2 separate regions of the Homo sapiens genome follow, and region 1 is linked to region 2. A link is an interaction called in ENCODE POLR2A ChIA-PET data of the cell type or tissue named here. Cell type or tissue: GM12878. All regions are shown on one strand. Each heading gives the region's core, and the rest is flanking DNA. Links, peaks and the distances in the headings are about the cores only.

What was found. Peaks named below come from ENCODE experiments on the same cell type or tissue, not always from the same donor. Only the 100,000 strongest peaks of a DNase experiment are listed, where the experiment ranks them.
Region 1: POLR2A ChIA-PET joins it to region 2 with 7 read pairs; 1 of 35 experiments calls an interaction of 5 or more read pairs at or near these places.

What each region holds. Positions count from the first base shown.
Region 1 is chr13:46,164,700-46,172,579 of GRCh38, forward strand. All of the region lies in intron 1 of LCP1 (lymphocyte cytosolic protein 1), which reads right to left. It also overlaps the pseudogene RN7SL288P. Among named protein-coding and RNA genes, the nearest start is that of LCP1, 14 kb to the right of the region's middle. RefSeq lists an enhancer at 7,779-7,828. In GM12878, for the core only: no CTCF peak of the experiment used is centred there; no DNase peak of the experiment used is centred there; H3K4me3 peaks cover 4,000 bases; H3K27ac peaks cover 3,943 bases.
Region 2 is chr13:45,691,570-45,697,134 of GRCh38, forward strand. All of the region lies in intron 1 of LINC01055 (long intergenic non-protein coding RNA 1055), which reads right to left. Among named protein-coding and RNA genes, the nearest start is that of LINC01055, 6.8 kb to the right of the region's middle. In GM12878, for the core only: no CTCF peak of the experiment used is centred there; DNase peaks (open chromatin) are centred at 3,702, 4,332 and 5,472; H3K4me3 peaks cover 1,974 bases; H3K27ac peaks cover 2,421 bases.

The sequences.
Region 1 (7,880 bases), core at 2,122-6,121, 470 kb after region 2:
AGAGAGTCCCTTTTACCATCAGCATGAGCAGCATATCCTGGAAACACAACCTAACTTTTGGAGACAGAAGGAACCTCATAAATAATTTATTACAATGTCCTCATTTTATAAATAAGGAAACTGAAGTTCTAATGAGAAGAAATGTTTTATCCATGTACAAATTCTCAAGGCAATGCCAGGCTGGAGCTTGTAAATGCAGGTGCTGATGAGCAGAGCAGGAAAAGGATGGAGTTACCATTAAAAGGGCCCCTAAGGTCCATAACTGAGCAGAGACCTTTAAGTAATTAAACTGAATGTGCAAAGGGCAGTAATTTCACAAAGCAAAGCAGCAGGAAGAGGACATAATTAGTGTAAAAACAGGCAGACCAGATCATTTTTAAGAAAGACATTGAGCCAGGTGCAGTGGCTCATGCCTGTGATCCCAACATGTTGGGAGGCCGAGGTGCACGGATTGCTTTGAGCTTAGGTGTTCGAGACCAGCCTGGGCAACATGGTGAAACCCCATCTCTACCAAAAATACAAAAATTATCTAGGTGTGGTGGTGCATGCCTGTGATCCCAGCTACTCGGGAGGCTGAGGTGGGAGGATCACTTGAACCCAGGAAGCGGAGGTTGCAGTGAACTGAGATCATGCCACTGCACTCCAACCTGGGTGACAGAGCGAGACCCCATTTCAAAAACAAAAAAAAAACAAAAATGCACCCATTTTAATTCACGCATATTTGAAAATATGGGTTATGATAATATTATAAGATTAATAAGTAATATAAGTAAGATTAGTTGGTGATGGCTTTAGTTTGCAAATTACTGGCACCATATAGGCAGCAAACTATACAGATACTGCTGCAGTAATGGGCATGCTGAGGCATCTGGAGCTTAAAAGGAGGGGCTAAAGAAAGCATGTATCTTCCAAGGTATAAGTGAGTGGTTTCTTCAGCTCTGCCCGACTGCTCCTGCATTGAGTGTGGCCCTTTTTAATGACTACATCATCTAAATATGCCCTGCCACAAACCATTTTCAGGTCTTCTGCAAATCCGTGGTCAATCTGGGAAATCCCCTTCTGAATTACTGCCCAAATCAAAAATCTATTATAAAAAGACAACTCATTCATCAAGGTCACGTCTGGGCTGCTAGTTTTTTGTGTGAGTGCATGTGAGAGCACTTAAATTTATTAAATCAATAGTTGTAGAATCTCAAGACGTTGGCCAAAAAAAAAGCATTGGTTGTTCATTTTAAAAAATTATATTATTTTTAAAACCTTAAGAAAAAAAAAGCCCCACCTCAAACTGCAAAAGCCACAAAGCCTGTTCATTTCTTAAATCAGTGAGTTTTGAGTTTCTGCTTAAAGGGTGCTGGTATTTCCCAAGTCAGTAGCGAAGGGAATTTCTGAGGATGAGTTATCATAAAAGTACCTGAACTTAAGTTCTCTAAAGTCTGAATATAGAAACAATTTGTGGGAGTTTACTCTTGAACACAGTGCTGCAGAATTTACAGAAGAAAAAACATCCTCTAAAGTAAATGTAAAAATGTAAATGGAATTTTCTCTGGGGAGTTTCATAACTGATAATTAAAAGCAGAAAGGCTAGAAAAGGTGACCTGTCTAGAGAGAGATGCTCAAGGGGTGGAATCATTTCTGAAAGATGGTAGTGCTGGGCTAGTCAGTATTTTGATTCAATATACTGATGCTGAATCATATAACCTGCCAGGATCAGGGAGGCATCTGTGACCTGGTATCACCTTGCCAAGGGACTCTTTTGAATGTGCCCCACTTTTCCTGCAACTTGATTCAGTAGTTAAAGTCAAACCGGACACTCAGGACTCAAGTTCCTAGCTCTGCCTCAATAAATTTCAGTACATTTCCAGAGGGGAAATTATACAACTTCCAAACATCTCAAGAACAATCAGTAATCCAAAAGAACACATCATCTAGAATAACATTAATATTGTAAGCTTTAGCATTAGACTATGACAACTAAAGAAACGAAAAATAAAATATGTAGGACTATGAAGCAAAATAAAATACCCATACATTTTTAAAAAGCCATCAAGATTAATCTATTTAAGGAAAAAACATTGCTTTTACTTAATCCTGTCCCCTTCATTTTATAAAGTAGACCACTGTAGGAGATCTTACTTTGCGAATATATGGAATTTACTATATATTCTTGGGATATCATATCTCTATGGATACAGATATGACTAACTTTTACATAAAGGATGATTCAGAAAATATAATTTTAAAATGACTTTGTTTTTAAGAAACCAAATAATTATAAATGGCCTTAAAAACAGATGGCCAGTTAAAGGGACTCTGATGAATCTTTTTGTCAAGTCAGAATCTCCTCCAGATTGTCCTTTTTCTCCCTGCAGATACATGGATTCTCTCAAAGCCTACAGAATTCTTCTCTCTGCAGGCTCTGATGTAAATGCCACAGGGTGGAAGGTAGGGGGAAGGCTATTCAGGAGGAGAGACTCAACGGCTCTCCTCTGACACTATTATCTCAGGCCACATAAACACTTATGGGAAGCTAGCAATCCAGATTACTCCAAACTTCATCAACCTCATATTGCTCTGGGTACCTCTGGTTTGACCACTACACCGAGGGGCTTCTGAAGCTGTGTAGCACATCTTACAGAGCCTGGCTCTGTCGCCAGCTAAGGAGTTCTCATTCCTTCCTTCTCTCCCTTAGTACATTCCTGATACCTCTGTTTTCTACCAAGTTGCCCAATCCCATTAAGGGTGTGACACAAGAACAAGCCTCCTGCAAGAAAAGGGGATACTCCAGGCTGGGGCTTGGGGAGGCCTTTCTGTGCCTTAGCATCTCTCTCCTTCCCTGAGCTTTAGACAGTGATGCTCCTGATACTAACATCTTTAAATTCTACAGCTACCCTTTAGCCCACATTCTACCAGAAGCAATTTAAGATCCAGACTTTCCCCTACTGAAAGCTCAGAGTACCCCAAATGCATCTTTTCAATAAATTGAATATTATGGGCTAGCTGTTTAACCATGATTGCACTATTACCTTGATATCAAATGCCATTCATTCATTCTTTCACTCCATATATGTGTCTGTATGCAAAGTACTGCCCTGGCTGCTAGGGGGTTGGTGAGGGGCTTCAGGCATGAAGCCCACAGTTAAATATCAAGTTTCAAATGCAGCACATGGATTACAGCTAATTTACTGTGAAATAGTTAATGCAATGAAAAGAGTTCTGACGATCAAAAACGAACAAGTGAAAAGGTTAAACACAAGGCTCTGAGGGAAAAATAAAACTAGATAAGTGTAAGAAATTAGCACAGAGGCTTATCAAAAAAATAAAAATATAAAATACCTAAAGCAGCCCAGGCAATTAAGATATTGAGACAATTAATATACTTGAACATCTCCAAAGAAATCAAAATGGAAATAACTGGCAGGAAATAGAAGGAAGTGCCAAGCTTGGCAGTCAGGAGACCTAGGCTGTGTAACTTTAGGCTCCATCTTGCCTCTATGGGACTCAGTTTTCTCATTCATAAATTGAGAAGCGGAGTCCGTTCTATGTTAAAAGTTCCAAAATTCTATGCAGTAGCTGACAAGTATACATACAAATTAGAGCTAGATTAGAAAGTATTGCAAATGAGCTGAGAAATAGCTGCTGGCGCCATCAGCAGCTGTAGCTTTGGCTCGGAGGTGCCTTCTGTGAAATGGAGCAAGTGAGGGAGTGGGCAGCTCCCAGCCCAGCCTCGCTCCTGGGGGCTGGGGGGCTGTGTTCCTGCTCTTACCTCAGCAGCACGAAAAGCTCTGTCTAGATGCATTCTCCTCACTGGCCCCAGGCAGATGCGCTCTGCTCAGCTGCCTAGCTGCTGGACTGCCCCCGCACAGATCAGGGAAGTTCCCAGAGCAGCACGTGAGACCTGTTTTATGGGATGTTACCACACACAGCTTAAGACACGTTGATCCAGTTCACTCCTAGTTTCTAGGCAAGACGGTACTCAAACTGTCCCAGAAAGAGAGTCATCTACTATTTTGTTAAAAATATCCAAATAAGGAAATCCTACAACCTCTCTGGTGTCTCATATCCCTACTTTGTAACCTAAATCTTTTCTGATACGATTGAAGGTCTCTCTTGGGCTATTCTCAGAGGAAATAACAGGAGCTGTTCAATTCATAAAGATTCCATCACATGCCTTGGTCTCTTTATATTCTTGTAACCTGCTTTTTTAGGGCTTATTCTCCAAATCTTTCATAGTTTTCTTTGCTATCTTCTGGGTCTATGCCAACTTCCTTATAGAATGAATGTAGTAAGAATAGCAGTCATAGAATGTAGAGGTGGAGGGATCTTAGAGATGATCTATCTGGCCACTCCCCTGTCACAGAGGCATGAAATGACACCCAAGTTAAAGGACATGCCTAACATCACAGAGCTTATTGGAGGTGTGGCTGGGACCAGAGTCCAGGCCTCCTTATTTCTCTTCTTTCCTCTTTAATAAGTTTTAAACCCTAAGATAGGACTCTTCTCTTTAATTAAGACCTTCTTCACATATAGTAAGAACAATCCCCCAAGATTTCAAATGTCTTACGAATATAATTTCATGTATGTTTCTTGTACATGAAGGGGAATTTTTCTAGGTATGGCAAAGGCACTGTTCAGGTTTAGGCTGCAATTAACATGTGCCAAATCACATACAAATATTGTGTACACTGGCATCTTCTAGGTCACGATGATTCTTACCCCCTGCATTTGTCTCTATACATTTATTCTATTTTTTTTCCTTAAAGAGACAGATCTCACTATGTTGCCTAGGCAGGAGTGCAGTGGCTCTTCACAGGTGTGATCCCACTACTGATCAGCACAGGAGTTTTGACCTGCTCCATTTCTGGTGTGAGCCAGTGCACCCACTCCTCCTTAAACAACCTAGTGGTCCCCTGCTCCCATATTGATGCCAAACTTAGTGCTGACACCCAATTGACATGGCACACTACAGCCCAGAACTCCTGGACTCAAGCCACCCTCCTGCCTCAGCCTCCCAAGTAGCTAGGACTACAGGCGTGCACCACCACACCTTGTTGTACATTGATTCTTGACCTTGCACTAAGGCCCTCCAAATTTCCTTAGCAACCAAAGAGCAAACCCAATTAAAACAACTCACCACGAGATGAAATGTTCAAAAGACAAGACAGCCAAATTCATAGATCAATAATAAAATGACACCCTCAGACTTATCGCAACAATCATCATGGTTTCAGGCATCCTGTTCTGGAGGCTGGGGAGAATCAGTGAGCCCTTCCTCTGAGCTTTGGTCCAGATCTCTGTAGTGTGGTCCCTGTTACCATTCATCTCTCCTAGCAGATTAGTGTCTGGCCCATGTGAGGTACTCAGTAAATGAGCTGTGTACATGAACAAAACAATCCATAACCTAATGGTATACAGGACTTGAAAAGTCCCCTATCACCTTCTTTGAGGAATTTAACAATAATATTCTTGTGTACATACTTAGACAATCCCATCCACTGAAAGGTACAGACACCCAAAACAAGGCTACTAAATGCTTCAAATTCACATTAAACCACTTTGCTGGAAAGACAACTTTGGTGAGTTAATTTGGTGTCTAAAGGGCAGCTGCTGGCCCGAGGTAGTCTGTGAAATGGCACCTGTGCCTGCTGCCTAGCCCTACCTTGCCAGCCGCAAAAGCGATTCTGTCTGAGATTGCAGATCCTGAGGCTGGGCTTCTTGGCACTGTTGCTGTAAAACCTGCTGGCTGCCGGTAATGCTTGGCAGTGGGTCTCTATCCAACTCTGTAGGGCCTGCTTGTAAGCTGAGCGCTGCTGAGGTGGGAGGGAAAGGAACCTTGGAGACAGAGCAGTGACTGAATGAGGGGCAAACCCACCTGGGATGCACATATGCGGTGTACCAAGGAGCAAGCTGGAAATATAGGTGCTAGCATTTACCTGCATGTAATTTGCGTCTCACTATCTGAACAATGCTATTCATCCCCCAGTAATTCTAAATGTCTGTCACTAAAAAAATTCATACATTTGTAAATTTCTTCCTTCAATAGACATCTGCCAAACACCTACTATATGCCAGGTCCTGTGTTAGATGCTGAGAACACACAGACGTGGCTTTGGCCTGTTGAGTAGGGGAGAGAGACACAGTAACTAGAATACAGCGAAACTTTTTAGATCCACAGGAAGAGGGAAAAAATAGCTCTCCCCTGGAGAGCCAAAGGCGGCCCCCTAGAGGAAGTGACATTTGACCTAGATTTCAACAGAGCAGTAGGAGATTGCTTAAAGATCAGTCTGTTTTTTTCTTCATTCATCAGAGACTCCATGCTCTCTCTATAGAAAGCCTATCTATTTGGAGTCAGAGAAAGGGCAAATAGCTAAAGAACAAATGAAAAGACCAGTTGGTCAGTAATAATAGCCGTTAACATTAATGAGTGGTTAACTCAGTGCTAAATGTTTTACATGCATTCACATTTAATTCTCACCACAATCCTATAGGGTATTACTATGATTCCCACTTTGAGGAAACTGAGGTTTAAATAGCTGGCCCAGGGTCGCACAGCTATAAACTGGAGTGGCCTCCTGCCTTTCCTATCATTTCTGGCTATGGGATTCCTGTATCTCGAGTTTCCCTGCCATCCTTTGGGGTTGCCCTTGAAGGTCAAAGCTCTGACCTCATGTTAATTAGGGAAACACATATTTCTGCAAGGTTTTACTTAGGACTGGGCCCTTCCTAGGCTCTTTAGGGAAGTTCTAAATGTGTCTTCGGTTTCTCAACATCTTTAAAGGAAGTATTAAGAAGAGCAAGAACACAACCAGGCTTGATCTTTTCTGCCTGTGTCCCCCCTGCCACTGGTGGAGAAAAGGGTCCTCTTTGCCCGTGGCCTCCACACCTCAGTCATTCACTCACATTTAATAAAGCACATACCTTGTCCTAAGTACTAAAGATACCAAGATGAACAGCAGAGAATCCTTGCTCCTGAGGGGCACACAGTCCAGTAAACAAAATAGTCACGCAAATGCAAGACTACACTAATATGAATATTTTAAAGATATTATTTGCATGGAGCTACAGGAGCACAGAGAATGAAGTGCAGTGGACCTATGAACAACACAGGTTTCAATGGTGTGCGTCCAATTATACGCAATTTTCTTCAATACAGTCAGCCCTCATTGTCCTCAGGGTCAGCATCTGCAACCAAATGTGGATGGAAAATACAAGTATTCGCAGAATGCGAAACTCAGGGCGACCAAGGGCCAACTTTTCGTACATGTGGGTACCACAGGGCTGACTGCAGGACTTGAGTATGTATGGATTTTAGTACCGAGGGGGTTACTGGAACCAGTGCCCTGTGGATACCATGGAACAACTGTATTTAACTCTGCCTGGGAAGGCAAAAGAAGGTTTTCCAGAGAAGGTGATGTTGCCCACTGAGCTAAGTCTTAGGGAACCAGTAGTTTTCCAAACAGACAAAATAGAAAAGGGCATTTCAGGCAGAGAAAATAGCTCTGCAGGGCGAGGCATGGTGGCTCACGCCTGTAATCCCTGTACTTTGGGAGGCTGAGATGGGTGGATCACCTGAGGTCAGGAGTTCAAAACCAGCCTGGCCAACATGGTGAAAACCCATCTCTACTAAAAATACAAAAATTAGCCAGGCATGGTGATGGGTGCCTGTAATCCCAGCTACTCATGAGGCTGAGGCAGGAGAATCACTTGAACCCGGGAGGCAGAGGTTGCAGTGAGCTGAGATCACGCCATTGCACTCCAGTCTGGGCCACAGAGCAAGGCTCCATTACATTAAAAAAAAGGAAGAAAGAAAAGAAAAGAAAGAGAAAATAGCTCTACAAAGTGCAAAGCAAAAGCACACACAGGAAGCTGTGGCAGGTTGGGTG
Region 2 (5,565 bases), core at 1,566-5,565:
CGGGAAGTTTCTCAGTACTGAGTTACAGATGCGTGCCCTACAGAGGAGGAAGAAACCCAGCTAATGGGCAACTGCTGAGGTTTGGACCAGATTGGCCCAGTTTAAGATGCTCCTCCCTTTGAAAACAAAAAGGAAATAAATCAAGCAAGCAAACAAACAAGCCCTTACAGAAGCTGTAGTTTCAAGCCTTTTTAACAGAAGCACCAATTGTGTGTCAGCTGCCAGAGATTTTAAGTCAAAGGGTAATTTTGTACGAGGGAGTCAAAACAATGAGTATTTATTGAGAGATTACTGTCAGCTTCTTTAGAATGCTATGTCAACTTAGATATAATTTCTCTACTTTGGAGAGGAGGGAACTGAGCTTTTGACAGGTGGGGTGACTTGCTCAAGTCATAAACTACTATGGACTGAATGTTTGTGTCTTTCTAAAATTTATATGTTGAGCTCTAACTCTCAATGTGGTAAATGTGAAGGTGGAGTCTTTAGCAGGTGATTAGGTTTTAGATGAGGTCGTGAGGGGCCCTCATCATGGGATTAGTGTCCTTATAAGAAGTGGAAGAGTAACCAGAACTCTGTCTCCCCACCATGCGAGACACAGTGAGAAGACATCATCTGCAAGTTAGGAAGTAAGCCCGGGAGTGTTGGCATCTTGATCTTGGACTTCCCAGTCCCCAGAGCTGTGAGAAATACATTTCTGTAGTTTAAGCCATCCAGTCTGTGACATTTTGATATAGCAGCTGAGCTGATGAAGACATATAATAAGTAACTGTTTCTTGGCTTCCAGCTTTGCACATGGGTCTGCTGATGTACAGTGGCCATGACCTTGCTCTCTGTAGCCTCATTTATTCTTCTTTTTTTCTTCAACTTTTATTTTAAGTTCTGAAGTACATGTGTAGGATGTGCAGATTTGTTACATGGTTTGCTGCACAGATAAACCCATCACCCAGGAATTAAGCCCAGCATCCATGAGCTATTCTTCCTGGTGCTTTCCCTACCCCAATTCCCCCCTACCCCGACAGGCCCCAGTGTGTGTTGTTCCCCTGCCAGTGTCCATGTGTTCTCATCATTCAGCTTCCACTTATAAGTGAGAACATGTGATGTTTGGTTTTCTGTTCCTGTGTTAGTTTGCTGAGGATAACAACTTCAAGCTCCTTTCATGTCCCTGCAAAGGACATGATTTCATTCTTTTTTATGGCTGCATAGTTTTTCCACAGCCTCGTTTTTTTCTTATCAGTACCCTTCCTTTGGGTTCAGTAAAAGGAGCTCTTTTTACACCAATGTGTCAGGACAATTTGTGTGTCCATCTGGGCCTTCTTTATCTCCTTTAGCACTCTCCTTGCAGAATGGGGTAGAAAGGGTCTTTAATCAGATCAGACGGTGAGTCTCTGTCATGCTGTGAGAGCCATCACTATCAGCCAGAGATACAGTGGTGCTGACCATGTTCCACTGTGAGACCCAGAAGGATCTGGGCTGCCCCTCTACCTGGAGCAAGGTCTCTAGCGAGAAAAAGGCAAAGGACTGTGGCAGAAGGGAGGAGGAAGGGAGATCACAAAGAGAAGGGCCTCCTGGAGGACTCTGTGGGACCGACTGGTGATGCAATTGGAAAAAAACAATTTGCACTGTGGGTCCAGACCAGTTTTCATGGTCATCTACTAGCAAGACTTCCTTCCTAGGAGCGGACTGTGCCACAGGCTTCCCCTGATATCATGGATATAACTTTGGAGTCATGCTAGAAAACCACAGAGGGACTTCAATGGGGTGGGGTGTATCTTCCTTCAGATAGAGCCTTCAGAACAGAGCCAGGGTTGGGCTTTTACTACACTGGAACTAGCCACCAGACAAACAAAAGTGTGGAGAGGCAGAGGGACTAAGAGTAGGCAAAATAACATAGCAGAAATAATAATAAATATGAATGATATAACATGTAATAGTAATGCAGGCATACCAGGATACTAGCAGATTTCTTTGTTCATGTGGATCCTTCCAGAGTAGAGCTTGTGCACTGGAGACCTCTCCTATGGGAGGAAGTGGCTCAACTGAACCTGCTGGGGATAGGCCAGGGTGATGGGTTTAGGGACCCCAAGGGTGGGGCTATATCCCAGGAGTGGTGGGGCCTGCATACATGTCAGGAACTCAGATTTAAGTGAAACAACCATGTAAAGTAGCACAGGACCAGCACTCACTATGCTTTGAGTGAATGTTAGCTTCTATTATGGGTTGAATTATGTCTCCCCAAAAAGATGTATTGAAGTCCTACCAGGAGACCTAATTTGGAAATAGGATCATTTCAGATGTAACTAGTTAAGATGAGGTCCAACTACAGTCTAGTGGCCCTCAATCCAATATGACTGGTGTCCTTATAAGAAGAGGATACCAGATACAGACACACGAGGGTAGAATACTATTCAATAAGAGAGGCAGAGATTGAAGTGCTGCAGCACAAGTCAGAGAATAGGATTGCTGATGACCACCAGAAGCTGGGAGAGAGGCAGGCAAGGACCCTCCCCTCTGATGTCAGAGGGAGCGTGGCTCTGCCAGCACCTTGGTTTTGGATTTCTGGCTTCCAGAACTGTGAGATGATACATTTCTGTTGCTTAAGTCAAAAAGTTCATGGTCCTTTGTTACAGAAGCCCTAGGAAATGAATATAGCTGCGTCCCTCTCTGTTAAGTCTCCCTTGCTCAGCCCCAGCAGGCAGCAAGCGCAGAGACTTGTACAGCTCCTTCTAGGCCTCCCTGCTTTGGTGACATCCACATTTCCCTCGTGCTGTTCATAGCTCCTCTTCCATAACTCAGTGGATGTGCAGGTGCTTCTATGAGGTGTGCGTGTAAAGGAAAATGGAATTCTGTTTTCAGGCAGTATGGGACTTAACCACTTTTATAAAAACCTTTTTTTTTTTTTTTTGACACAGAGTCTCACTCTGTTGCCTAGGCTGGAGGGCAGTGGCATGATCTTGGCTCACTGCAAACTCTGCTTCCCAGGTTGAAGTGATTCTTCTGGATCAGCCTCCCGAATAGCTAGGATTACAAGTGTGTACCACCACACCTGGCTAATTTTGTATTTTTACTAGAGATGGGGTTTCACTATGCTGGCCAGCCTGGTCTCAAACTCCTGACCTCAAGTGATCCACCTGCCTTGGCCTCACAAAGTGCTGGGATTACAGGCGTTAGCCACCATGCTTGACCAAAAAATCCTTTGGAAAAATAGAAAACAAGTATTGCTGAGCATGCAGAGAAATTGAAATCCTTCTGTTGGAGGGAATGTAAAATCATGCAGCTGATTTGGAAAACAGTGTGGGGGTGCCTCAGAAAATGTAAAATAGTATTACAATGATCCATCTATCTCACTTTTGGGTACATATCCAAAAGAATTCAAAGCAAGATCTCAAAGGTATCATTTGCATACCCATGTTCATTGTAGCACTACCTACAATAGCCAAGAGCTGGAAACAACCCAAATATTAATCAACCAATGAATGAATAAATAAAATGTAGTATATATATATAATAAAATATTATTCATCCTTTAATAAGAAGGCAGTTCTGTCATAGGTTAAAACGTAGATGAACCTTGATGCCAGTATGCTAAATGAAATAAGCTAGTCACGAAAGGACAAATATATTGATTCTACTCATACGCAATATCTGAAGTAGTCAAAATCATAGAAACAGAAAGCAGAAGCGTGGTTGCCAAGGGCTGAGGGGAGTGGAAAGGGGGAATTAGTATTTAATGGGCATAGAGTTCCAGTTTTGCAAGATGAAAACGTTCTAGAGATGAGTTGCACAACAATGCGAATATACTCACCCAGCTTTTAATGAAGAAAATCCACTTATGGTAAAACCAAGAAGATGATTAATTACATTACCAAAGATTTTTTTCATTTGAGTCAAGGAGTCTCTCTGTGCTGTCATTAAGGCAGTATTTTTATTAGAAAAAGTTCAAGGGGTGGATTCTGAGATTAGTAGGTGATTGGTGCAAGGAAAGGGGAGGTCTGGAAAGTCCTTGGGCATGCACAGTTATTTCTTCATGTTAACTCCTGAGTTGCATGTGCAAATTCAGGGGGAGTTAGTACAAAACATGTGGTGGAAATTCGGGCTGTGACATCAGCAAGCTTATTCTGTGCAAACTCCAGTTAGCCATCTTGGTTCCAACCAATTTCAGCCAGGTTTTTCTTAATCTCACAAGTGGAGAGAGTTTCAGCAGCTTGTTTCTTTTCTTATCTGTTATCTGGCAAACTCAAGAATTTCTGTTAGTTACTGGTTTCTTATTTTGTGGGGCACAGCTTCAGTTTCAGCTTTTCAGCAAGCTATTTTCTTGTCTGTTATCCTGTAAGTCCAAGAATTTAACCACTGATTTCTTTAACTCTTTGGGGCATGGTTTCAATTCCCCCTGTTCTATGTAAATTCCTCAATTGTGAGGGATGAGGGGTGACAACTACTCTAACTTCTTCCTGCTGACTAGGGATACAAGTCTGGGCCTCAGAAATGAAATTGTTTTGCATTAGGTTGAAGATGTTCTCTAACATCTGGTTTAATATTAACATTTGGTATTACCAGTACGTTGGTTTCTCTTTTTTTTTTTTTTTCTGTTGCCCAGGCTGGAGTGCAGCGGCACCATCTGGGCTCACTGCAAGCTCCGCCTCCTGGATTCATGACATTCTCCTGCCTCAGCCTCCCGAGTAGCTGGGACTACAGGCACCTGCCACCACACCCGGCTAATTTTTGTATTTTTAGTAGAGACGGGGTTTCACCGTGTTAGCCAGGATGGTCTCGATCTCCTGACCTCGTGATCCGCCCACCTCATAGCATTGGAGACAGAATTTGATTACCAGATATCCGGCAATAAGTATTAGAAATAGAGAAAGCCCTATTTTTAGTATAACCCTGGAGCATATATTTGATTCAGTGTGAGATCCAGGAACTAAACCTAAGAACCAGTTGGCACCTGGTTCTTCTCTAGAAATGTGTTGTAATCAGTCAACTTACTATCTTATTTTTCTACATGTATTTCGACTTCAGGAGATGTATTCATGTAAATACAACATGATATGTTAGCTACTATCCAAACTTCTCCCTGCTCTGCCAATATGTAGTCTAAGGTTATTCTGTTATCCATTATGATCCTGGCTGAAGAGCCTAAAGATTTTTGTTGGTTGGCTGTGGCTTCAACTGCTTCATTTGCTAAGTTACCTAGAGTGATTGACAGATTTCTAATCATATGTTCATGATTGTCTACTCCCCACCATGGCAAGAGAGTCCTGCCAAACATAGGCCAAAATCCATCTCCTTGGTTTGCAGGTAGGGTTTGTCTAGTCCAGGAAAATAATTTTAAGGAAAATAGTCCTGTCTTGAGTAACACTTGCAATATAAATAGAAAAGGAAGTAGTTACATAACCTAATAGACAAATACCTCTCATGCACCAGTTGCCAGCACATTCATAAGCCCGTGGGTGGTTGACACATTGAAAAAAAAAAGTATATCCAGGAGGTGCACATAGGGTCCCTGACAAATTCTGAAAGTTAAGGCTTTGGCCTACTGGTCAGAGACAGGTGTGTTATATATAGTTT